2 separate regions of the Homo sapiens genome follow, and region 1 is linked to region 2. The links are chromatin contacts, found by Hi-C in ENCODE. All regions are on one chromosome and are shown on one strand. Each heading gives the region's core, a stretch centred on a gene start or an enhancer-like site at or near the end of the contact. The rest is flanking DNA. Distances are from core to core; before and after follow the strand shown.

Region 1 (5,844 bases), core at 2,571-5,070, 2.4 Mb before region 2:
ATGGTGTTAGGCACCTGTAGTCCCAGCTACTAGGGAGGCTAAGGCAGGAGAATCACTTGAACCCAGGAGGTAGAGATTGCAGTGAGCCGAGATCGCACCACTGCACTCCAACCTGGGTGGCAGAGCGAGACTCCGTCTCAAAAAAAAAAAAACAAAACAAAAAACCCCAAAACTCTGTTGGGGTCGGGTGCAGTGGCTCACACCTGTAATTCTAGCACTTTGGGAGGCCAAGGTGGGTGGACCCTGTCTCTACCAAAAATACAAAAATTAGCCAGGTGTGGTGGCATACACCTGCAGTCCCAGCAACTTGGGAGGCTGAGATGGGAGAATTGCTTGAGCCCAAGAGGTCTAGGCTACAGTAAGCCATGATGGTGCCATTGCAAACCAGCCTGGGTGACAGAGTGAGACCCTTTCTCAAAGAAAATAACATTTAAAAAAGACTTACTGGACGTTTAATAAGGATATTATTAACTAATAATCATTGAGCTTACCACGTACCCACTAAAGGCTTCATGAACATTAATTTAATTAACCCTCCATTTTATGAAGTAGGCTTTGTGATTGGGCATGTCTTGGAGATGAGGTTAAGTAACTTGGAAAAGGTGGGACACCTGGTGATTGGCAGAGTGAGGCTTCAAACCCAGGCAGTCTAGGTCCACACTGCCTGTCCACAGAGTCTGGGTCTCTCCTGCTTTGGCTTATGACGTCAGCACCTACTGGGAAAATTACAGAAACCATTTTCAAAGGTGATATTTTGAAAAGCATATGGTGGGGCTCATTTTGTTTAAATGAGCTCTGCACAATGAAAGCACGTGAGAGCAGTTTTTGAAAAAGTTCTGATTGCATCCATTGAATTTGACTTTTTTTTTTTTTCTTTTTTAGACAGTCTTGCTCTGTCGCCCAGGCTGGAGTACAATGGCACGATCTTGGCTCACAGCAGCCTCTGCCTCCTGGGTTCAAGTGATTTTTGTGCCTCAGTCACCCAAGTAGCTGGGATTACAGGCATGCAACACCATGCCTAGCTAACTTTTGCATATTTTTTTAGTAGAGACGGGGTTTCGCCTTGTTGCCCAAGCCGGTCTCGAACTCTGGGCTTCCAGCAATCTGCCCACCTCAGACTCCCAAAGTGCTGGGATTACAGGCATGAGCCATCACACTGGCCTGAATTTGACCCTTACTCTAATGATTTATAGCCATATAATTCTCATGCAATAAGCTAAAAATACACCTAAAAATGATTTACTCTCAAAGGGTTTTAACTTTTTTTCATTGAATCTCTTTTATGTTCACTTAAATTTTGGCTCTGTTCATAAATTGATACAAAGACAAAATTTCCACTAAAATATTAATCTTAAGTAGTAGACGTTTTCTAACTATACCTTCCAATTGGAATTAAGCATTTAATCTAAAATTATATATCAAAAATACAAGAAAGAACTTCCTTAATTGCCTGGATATGTTTCTGCCTCTCAAGGCCTCAGAAAGTTTTGTACAAACTGTTAGAATAGCCCTAATCATGGAGATAGGTGTTTTATTTTTTCTCTCCAAAAGCATAAGAGAGGTTGGGTGCAGCAGCTCACGCCTGTAATCCCAGCACTTTGGGAGGCCAGGGTGGGAGGATGGCTTGAGGCCAGGAGTTTGAGACCAGCCTGAGCAGCACAGGGAGACCCTGTCTCTACATACAAACATACATACATACATACATACATACATACATACATACATACATACATACATACATAACTGAGGTGGTGGCAGGCACCCTGTAGTCCCAGCTACTTGTGGAAGCTGAGGATCATTGCACCACTGCACTCCAGCCTGGGCAACAGAGTGAGACTCTGCCTCAAGAAAATAAATAAAATTTATAATGTTCCCCCTTCACTCCCCTCTCTGCAACCAAAAAAACATCCTTTAGTAACTCTTATGTAACCATTAAAACTATATTATAGAAGAATATATCTTGACAAAAAAAATGTATACCACATGTTGCAGAAAACTCTGCTTATGAAACAGCATGTATAATAACAAGGCCAATTTGTAAACACACACAGAGAGAGACATATTTACAGTTAGTATAAGGTTAAGTACTTAACGCTGTATGTACTAAAACACAAGTCCTTTTACTGTGCATGTAAAAATACTCTAATAGCGATTACATTTTGAAGATGGGATAAAGTTTTTATTCCTGAGAACCAGAAGTGTGTCTCAATGCACCTAATATTTTTGCCAGTGGAGAGATACTGAAACCCTGTGATCTTCAGCTACTGTGTGCATTCAGACTGTTTGGTCTTCTTGGGTCAAGTCAGCTGGTGATTACTAAATGATGAGAGTGTGCCTGACATGCAGGAGACAGGTGAGAAGACAAAGAAATAGAAGGCAATGTCCTAGCATTGGCAGACAGACAGACCCTCTGTATATATTTCAACTTATTTGGATCACAGTCTGTTTAGGAAGGCAGATGTACATGCAAAATACAGTAGAATGCTACAGAAAAAGAACAAATATTCCAGTGCTGGAATATAGTATTATAGTAACTATAGTATAGAAAATCACTATGTGCTAAGAAATTTAGAAACACTCCAGCAAAAGGCAGGGACTTTGAGAGCTAATAGTTGGGTTGATGAAAAAGGAAGACGGAGTTTCCTTTCATGGTGGTAGCACCAGAATACTCATGATGTCTTATATGCTAACCATGAGGGCTGACCATGCTGAGATTAACAGGCAGTGTTCATTGCCTTCTGGCAGCAAGGGCAAAAGTGGAAACACAAGAATTTTTTCTTTTTTTTGAGACGGAGTTTCACTGTCACCAGGCTGGAGTGCAGTGGCGCGATCTCGGCTCATTTACAACCCCTCCTCCCGGGTTCAAGCGATTCTCCTGCCTTAGCCCTTCTAGTAGCTGGGACTACAGGGCGCGTACCACCACACCCAGGTAATTTTTATATTTTTAGTAGAGATGGGGTTTCACGGTTGTTGGCCGGGATGGTCTCGATCTCTTGACCTCGTGATCCACCTGCCTTGGCCTCCCAAAGTGCTGGGATTACAGGCGTGAGCCACCGCGCCTGGCTGAAACACAAGAATTTAAGAGAATTCTTGTTATCTGAAAAGAAAGGTGATGTCTCATTATTGCTCAAGTAAGTTAAGAACAAACCAAGGTCCTAGCCCAAAGACAACAACATTTGAAGGAAAATCAGGGATATAATGTCAAAGAACACTGCAGTCCAGGGGCGAAATGAATGTGCCTTGAGCAACTTCTCTAGGATCTCACTTGATAGCAGGCTGGGATTTATAGTACCCAGGGGAAGGCTGACAGTATCTTTCCTCCAGATCAGCTCTGAGCTGGGCTTTTGTTGATAAGCTGTCCCAGGAGTGCTGAGGCTCTGTCACTGACAGAGGAGGCAGATGTATTGAAAGCAGGATCGTGGGTTGATAATTTGTTAGGGATGTAGAGAAGCCTAACTGGTTTTCTTACGTGGAAAAGACCACCCTCTTTTCCCACTTCCCAGATGTGCTAAACTCTTCTGGCAGAGGATATAGGATTGTCCTTGGGGAATTAGCCTTGGGTTCACTCCAATGCATGGGTAAATGTTTGGTTTTGCAAGGCAGGTGTTACCTGGCCAGCTCCACATACTTTATTACAAAAATCCTCCTGTTAGTTCTGACAGGAATGCATCATAATTGTTATTTTATAGTTGAGGAAGCTGACTCTCAAAGAAGTGATTAACTCATCTCTGTGTGTGATTCAGATGAGATTAGAACCGCCCAGCTCCTGAGACCATGCTACTTCCTGCCTACCACAGCCACATGTGCTACAGAGAACAAAGCTGAAGTGCAGGCTGCTGTGTCTCTGAGCTAGACAACCTGAGCTCATCCCTCCTGTTTCTTGCAGTGCTATTAAAATGGAGGATTTGATGAGCAGCAGTAGCTGAGAGGAGAATCAGCCTGGCCTGACTAAGGTTTATGTGGGGTTTGAGGAATAAAGTTGGGTTGTGAGGGTCGATTGGAAGCTTGGAAGCCAGGCTAAGGAGTTGGAGTAGGTCTGCTAGACAGGAAGGAACCACAAAATCAGGAACATAATGGTGGAAGGGCCTCCTGTAAATTGTCGATACTTAACTATTTTGGCCTATGAATGGCAATAGCACATGGTTCCACTAAACAGGTGCCCTGGTATTGTTTTCTGTGAGAGGATAATGGAGAGGGTTGCTTATAGTTTGTAGATATCTAGCAAATGGTCTGTTTTGCTAGTCCAGCTAGTCAGAAACCAGTCCTCTTTTTGAAGAATAGAGATCAAACCTGCTCTACAAGCTTATATGTTTACCACAATTTGGGTGGCATGATAAAGACTAAATGCACAGAAAGGCCACATACCACATTACATTCAGGAAATCCTTTCTTAGTTGGGTGTGGTGGGGTGCACGTGTAGTCCCAGCTCCTCGAGAGGTTGAGGTGGGAGGATTGCTTGAGCCTGGGGGGCAGAGGTTGTAGTGAGCTGTGATTGTGCTACTGCACTCCAACCTGGGCAACAGAGTGAGACTCTGTCTCAAAAAAAAGAAATTCCCCAAAACAAGAAATTCTTTCATCAGAAATAAATGAGCAGCCTACCAACCCACCTGCCTTCCAACCTGAGTGTTTTTTTTTTTTTCTTTTTTTTTTTTTTTTTGAGACAGGGTCCCACTTTCACCCAGGCTGGAGTGCAGTGGCGTGATCATGGCTCATTGTAGCCTTGACCTCCCTGGGCTCAAGCGGTCCTCCCACCTCATCCTCCTGAGTAGCTGGGACTACAGGTGCATGCCACCACACCGGGCTAATTTTTCTATTTTTTGTAGAGATGGGCTTTCGCCACGTTGCCTCAGCTTGTTTCTGCCTTGGCTTCCCAAAGTGCTGGGATTACAGGCATGAGCCACCTCACCCGGCTGTGCTTGCTTTCTTGTGACAAATGTTCATGGCATCTTGTGGCAGACTTATGAAAGCTGAGTTAGGTCAAAGTGTTTCCTTAGTGCCTAGCTCAGAATACTCATGCTATACAAACCGTTTTACTTTTTCCTTTCCTAGGGTGGCCTTGGCTTCATCTTCCCTCACCTTAACTTGTCATCAGGGCAGCAGTGTATCAAACTCTGGGACCTGTGGATTCAGACACAGTTTCAATTCTGCCTTTGCTACTTAATGACTTGGTGAACTTGAGCACATTCATTAACCTCCCTAGGCCCCCATTTCTAAGTGTGAAATTGAGATAATCAAATTAGGCTGTAGTAATAATTAAACTAGTTAAGGTGTGTCAATGGCTTACAAAATGTCCAGCACTTTCTAGGCTCTCCATGAAAAGTAGCTTTTACTGGCATGACTCTCAGCAGATATTTTAGTATTATTTTGCTTTCAACTGAGTAATGAATTCCTAGCCAACATTTTTGAACTTCTCATTACACATTCAGAAATGTCATGTCACAACCAGGGCTAAGAACTTTTCATTGCTCCCAAATTGCCTGTCACTATGACTCAGATTTACCCACCTGATAAGGAAGATTCCTTGACCTTAACTCACCATTCGATCTTACAGTTAGTTCTCCCATTGCTCTATAAGTATCTTATGACCCTGGCAAATTAAACCACTGGAATATCTCTCTTCTTTCTCTATTTCTGAAACTTAGAAAGCCCAACTCAGTGCTGCCACCTTCATACAACCTTTTAAGGTTTTGAACTTTTAATCTTAAACTCTTCCATTTTTGCTTTTCATTTGGCAGTGGTAGATTTTCTCATATTAAAGTCAGTTGTGACTTGTATATCACCCTTCTAGCATTTTATACTCATTGATGATAAGACTTGGCCTTCATCCCAGTCTGCTACACTATG
Region 2 (5,870 bases), core at 1,966-4,465:
CTTCATTTTATTTCCTTTTCCTTTATCATGTGATATGAGATTCACTGACTTCATATCAGCATTTAAGTATTGTTAACTTTATGTAATAGTATGTGAGTTGGGGACTGCATTTCCAGTTGTACAAAGGACAGTTCAGTTATGTTAGACATAATTATGACCTTATTATTGTCTTATTTGAAGATTATGAATGATCTCAGGAGATGTGTATGGGTTCAAGTTGTCAAGGGGTGGACTTGTGATGGTTAATACTGAGGGTCAACTTGATTGGATTGAAAGATGCAATATTGATCATTGTCAGGTTGTTACCCAAGGAGATTAACATTTGAGTCAGTGGGCTGGGGAAGGCAGATCCACCCTTAATTGAGTTGGCACCACCTAAACCGCTAACAGGGAATATAAAGCAGGCAGAAAAACGTGAAGAGGCAAGATAGGCCTAGCCTCCCAGCCTACATCTTTCTCTTGTGCTGGATGCTTCCTGCCCTTGAACATCGGACTCCAAGTTGTTCAGTTTTGGGACTTAGACTGGCTCTCCTTGCTCCTCAGCTTGCAGGCAGCCTATTGTAGGACCTTGTGATTGTGTAAGTTAATACTTAATAAACTCCCATTCATATGTATATATCCTATTAGTTCTGTCCCTCTAAGGGAACCCTGACTAATACAGAGGATCATTGTCTTTATCCATTATTTCAGTAGAAAATGAAAAGTGGTGATATTAAAATGATATCATTTCTTCTTTATTTATTAGTGGTACTTCTGTAAAGAGAAACTTCTCTTTATCAATTTTTTGGGTCCCAGACAGTCCAGGGAAAGCAGAGTAAATGCTTAATTCATCCCCTTTATTTACCAGTTTTCAAAATAATGAGTTGGTTTCCTAGCATTCTCTAAGAGTGACAATAATTTTTTTTAAAATCATCATCATTACAAACACCTAGATTTAAACATATTTGATATGTTTTAATATTTTGTAGTTCTAGTCCATTTAGTGCTTTAATTCTCCCATCTTTGACATGGAAAAATTTCTTTAAATTGGTTTCTGAGTCCTTTTGACATAATCCGAGTAGCTTTTGACAGTTTTTTGTTATGTTTCCTGTTTGATGTTTCTGGCTCATTTGCATGACCCATATCTGGAATCATGAATTTGGATGGACAGTATCAATGTAAACTTATGATATATTTTACCTTAAAAAAAGTCTTTTACTAGAAATAAGGTCAAACTCACAGCAGTGAGCACTCCTAGAGCCAGATCGTTATATCTAAATACCATTTCCCTCTAATAAGAACCAGAACTCAGAGCAATGGCTAACTTCAGATGTGGCCCTATTTTCTCATATGAAGCTTGAGATCTTCTTCCAAGCTCATTCCTGTTATTGGCAGAATTTGAAATTATATTGAAATTCAGTTCTATGTATGAACCCCAGATTGAAAATTCCCTAGAAAAAAAGCTGAAGGGAACCATTCACATTTTAAGTAGTCAAGTAACAAGATCAGATTTCTGTTTCAGAAATACCGCTCTGACAGCAGGTGCAAGAATGGGGTGTGTGGCGGGGATGTGGAGAGCGGCTGCACAGCTGGGAGGATGTCCAGTGAACGGGCTTAATGATAACTCAGGCTGGATATAGGGGAGGCCTAATTTAAGACAGTAGCAGTGGGGCAAATAGATGGAGGGCTGATTTGCTAGTCACTAACAGGCAGCAGCCTCAGGTCTTGGTGATGGGGGCTGATTTGCTAGTCACTAACAGGCAGCAGCAGCAGCCTCAGGTCTTGGTGATGGGGGCTAATTTGCTAGTCACTAACAGGCAGCAGTCTCAGGTCTTGGTGATGGGCGGGGTCAGGGGCGGAGGGCGGCTGTGTCACAGGGGGGCAGAGCTGCAAGCAACTCTTTTGGTGCCAGGGGCAAGCTGCGGAAAAGAGAACTCAGAGTTATGGGGGGTGTGGGGAAGATAACTCCTGGAGGAAACTCTGTCATGCCCCCAGCCCATCCTCCTACGAACTAGCCCTGGAATAATTAGGTGAATTTGAAAATGTCCTCCGTAGGCGGGAGTTCTATTCGGGGTTACCTGCGGCCTCCCCGGTCCTGGATTTCAGTCCTCTAGGTATTTCCTGAGTAGCTCTTAATAATACAGAAGCCCCTTTCCGGTGTAGGTCGGTAAGAAGCACTGCACAGAAATCTGATGCGAAGTGGGGTCTCCTAGCGGAGAGGGAGGCACCTTATAAGTAATCACTAATCCAGGTTGAGATATTAATTATTGATGTCAAGAAATCGGGCTTTTATTATATCTTTTTAAAAACTGTGTCTTGAGGCCAGGCGCTGTCGCTCACGCCTGGAATCCCAGCACTTTGGGAAGCTGAGGCGGGCGGATCATGAGGTCAGGAATTCGAGACCAGCCTGGCCAACATAGTGAAACCCCGTCTCTACTAAAAATACAAAAATTAGCCGGGCGTGGTGGCACACGCCTGTAGTCCCAGCTACTCGGGAGGCTGAGGCAGGAGAATCGCTTGAACCCGGGAGGCAGAGGTTGCGGTGAGCCGAGATCCTACTACTGCACTCCAGCCTGGGCGACAGAGCAAGACTCCGTCTCAAAAAAAGAAAAAAAATTGTGTCTTGAGTAGAATTTTAATGTGGAGAATGAGCTGTTCGGTAAATCAATTCTTCCCTTTGCAAAGCTGTAAAACATTTAAAACATTTGGCCAGGGTGACATGGGCACAGAAGGGGCAGACAGGAGGTCGGCAGCCAGGTCTGTGGAGGAGTAGCCACAGGTGCAAGAGGCCGCGTCAGCGTCCTCCCAATCAGCCTCTGCTGAGGGAGTGCCGCGCGCGGCGAGCCGCGCACTCCCCTTGCCTTTCTCCCGGCGGCTGGTACTCGCTCTTAGAGATCTGCGTTAGCTCAGAGCTAGGCTCGGTGCCGCAGAGGCACCTGAGGTTCCACGACTGCATTCCAGGCCCCGCCCCTTCATCGGGATCTGGAAGGAGGAGCGCCGTGCGCGCCCGCGCCGGCGCGAGCGCTGAAGCTCCGCCCCCAGCTTCTACCTCCGGTTCTATCCCGGCGTTTCGCCCTTCCCCACAGACCTCTGCCCCGGACCCATTTCCGAGGCGCGCCGCATGCGCCGCGCAACCCAGGCCACGAGCACGGGCGCGTGCTTAAGTCAGCGCGCGCCCGCTCCGACGCGAGGAGGCCCCGCCCTCCAGCCCCGCCCCGCTCGCTGGCCTGCCCTCCTCTTGCTACCCTCCCGGCGCAGAGAACCCCGGCTGCTCAGCGCGCTCCGCGGTCATGGAGATCCCCGGGAGCCTGTGCAAGAAAGTCAAACTGAGCAATAACGCGCAGAACTGGGTAAGCTGGGGACGAAGGCGAGACGGCGAGGAGCGGAGGGGCTGTGGGAGCAGCTCGTTCCGGAGCCGCCGCCTCTCTCCCGCCTCCTCCGCATCCATCCTTCCAGGAGCGCGGAGGTGGGTTCCGGGGCTGCGGCGCCTCCCGGCTGGGGCCGTGGGTGGTTGCGAGGCAGAGGGGCGCGGCGCAGGGTGGGGATCTCGCCCTAGCTTGGCGCAGCGTGCGGTCCGAGCCACCGTTCGTGGGAAGAACGCCCCCCCTCCCCAGCGCCTCCGCTCAGGTAAGACCCCCAGGAAAATCCTTCACCCGTGAACTGGCGCTTGCTGAAACCTCCGGGTGCTGAAACCTGCGGCTGCAGAAACAGGAGCTTCCTGCATACCTTGGAGTGGCCTGAAGATGTGCAGAGAAGGCGGAGGCGGGCGCCTTCGACGCGTTCTTGGTTTTTCTTGGCTCTGCCAGTGCGGTTGGCCCAGGTTTGGGTCCATCTCCGTGTCTTTCCATTTCTGAGTTTCAGTGTGAAAGGAGAGTACCCAACAATGTGGTCATTCATGAGTTGAGACTGCCCTGAACTGAGGTTCTTTGTGTCTCTGTGTTAAATCGGAATGTTTAACAAGTAGGAGTTTGGAAGACTCCATTCCTGGTGACAGTCAGGTATGGGACCAGTCCTTTATAACGTTTAGTAATGACTGCCAGTTGACTTTGTAAAGTGCTGTGTCCTCATAACGTTGCTTACTTCCTTAATTTCTCTGTGATGAGAAAGAGCCTTATCTTCCTTTGTAAGTGTGCAGCAGGGAAGGGCCCATCTTTGGAGTCTGGAAAGGCACTGGTTTAAGTTTAGACGGAAACGTTATTTCACAGTCCAATGGAATAATAAGGTTTAAATGCAATGTCTCCCAAAACGTTACTTGCCCTAGATGAATCAAAGAAAAAAAAAACAAGCAATTTCAGGCAAATGTTCTTTGGAAGTCATTAATTTACCACATCTGTTGTTATTGTTATCATGAGTTGTTTACTGATTCCTCTCTCCTTTTATTTAACTCTATAGATGGTAAGGAGGGGAAGGAGATTTAAAAGATGAATTAGAACAGTGGAAAGAGCGCTGGACTCCTGGCCTGGTCTCTCATCCCAGCTTTGCCATTTACTAGCTGTGTGATCTTGAGGAGAGTCACTTTACTTTTTCGAACCTCAGTTGACTTAAGGGTATAATAGTATGTACTTCACGGGATTGTTTTGATGAACAAAGAAGACAGATCATGAATTTGAATGTGCGGTGAAACCACTGCCTTGAAACTCAGACTCAGTTTCGCTTCTCTTACCTTAAGGTGTTTCACGGTTAGGGAAATAAGGTTGGCTTACTTGGGGTATTTACAGATGATTTCTGTTACATTGTCCATTTATGTACTCATTTATTTATTAACATTTGCCACATGGTGCGTATTCTATGTAGAGACTTGTGCTAGACATGGTGGTGAAAAATGTGGGACTTACTGCTTGCCTTCTGGTAGTTCATGGTTTGTGTTGGGGTTGTGACATTTGCCAAGTGGTGAATATGTCTTTGTGGTCCAGAGTGAGTGGCGTAAGACAGAAGTTTTATTGCAATTTAGAGGAGAGATTAGTTTCGCCTGGGCGTTTTGGGAGGGTTTATGGAGGATTTCAGATTTCTGAGTCAGAGGGGAACTGCATGGATAAGTGTTGGGAATAAAAATTACTATTTTTTTTACTCCAGAAACATTGACGAAACTTGTTTGACTGCCCTGGAGAGTTTTTGTTGGGAAGTGGAGGTAAGGTTCAATAGGGAGGCTGGGGCTCCGTGATGCTCTTGTGTTTGGCTGCAGAGAAGACTTGATTCTATGGGGGATTTTTGATGGGGCTAGAATTTTAAATTTTCTGATCCTTGTAAATTTTTCTCTCCCTCATGGAACACCCGTCATCTCTTCCTCTCTCATATTTAAATCATCTTAATAGGCACAAGTGTGAAGAACCCATATACCTTTAAAATTCCTATCACAGGATAAAATTGGTAATCCAGGAAGAATGTTCCGCTGAAGAAATGTAGACCCTGGTAGGACCCAGATGGGGAAGCCCTGGAGACCAGACAAGGTTATAGTAAGGTTTAAATGAATTAATAGATTTGAAGCCTGCCTGGCACATGAGCACTATTTATGTTCTTGTTAATTCATCCAGTGTGAGGGGCTGAAGGGCTGGGGTAAGGTGGCAGTGGGACTAGAGGAGTAGCTGCATTAAAAACATTTAAGGAAGAGTTGAGAGGACCGACTAGATTTAGGGGATGAAAAAGGGAGGAATGTTAGAAGATGATCCTGAAGTTTTGGTCTGGGAAGTGGGGAGAAAGGTTGTTACCTGTGTGGAAATTGGGAAGTAGGTTGGGCACGGGGGTAAGGGTGATATTAGTTAAACACAAAGGAGAGTTTAGTGTGTGCCAGGAACAGTTTGAAATGTTTTACCTATATTAGCCCATTGAGTTTTTGTTACATTTCTGAGGGTGAATATTATGAGAGACAGTGGTTAAAAGCAGGACCCTGGAGC

Evidence for each region. A loop is a pair of places that touch in the nucleus more often than their neighbours do. Pooled maps may share reads with other maps.
Region 1: a loop to region 2 is called in a pooled map, with 9 times the contacts of the local background. The contact joins the enhancer-like site here to the promoter of PAPSS1 in region 2. A Hi-C loop is called at or near these places in 4 of 50 pooled maps.

Annotation. Positions count from the first base shown.
Region 1 is chr4:110,163,552-110,169,395 of GRCh38, reverse strand. The region is part of intron 1 of ELOVL6 (ELOVL fatty acid elongase 6); the gene reads left to right. Among named protein-coding and RNA genes, the nearest start is that of ELOVL6, 32 kb to the left of the region's middle. Within about 2 kb of position 3,820, at least 9 of the 41 ENCODE cell types and tissues checked have a DNase peak (open chromatin) inside an H3K27ac peak, as active enhancers do.
Region 2 is chr4:107,717,579-107,723,448 of GRCh38, reverse strand. PAPSS1 (3'-phosphoadenosine 5'-phosphosulfate synthase 1) reads left to right here and starts at 3,215. Exons shown (of 12, transcript NM_005443.5): 1 at 3,215-3,329. The coding sequence starts at 3,270. RefSeq lists enhancers at 1,763-1,912, 3,903-3,962 and a silencer at 3,023-3,272.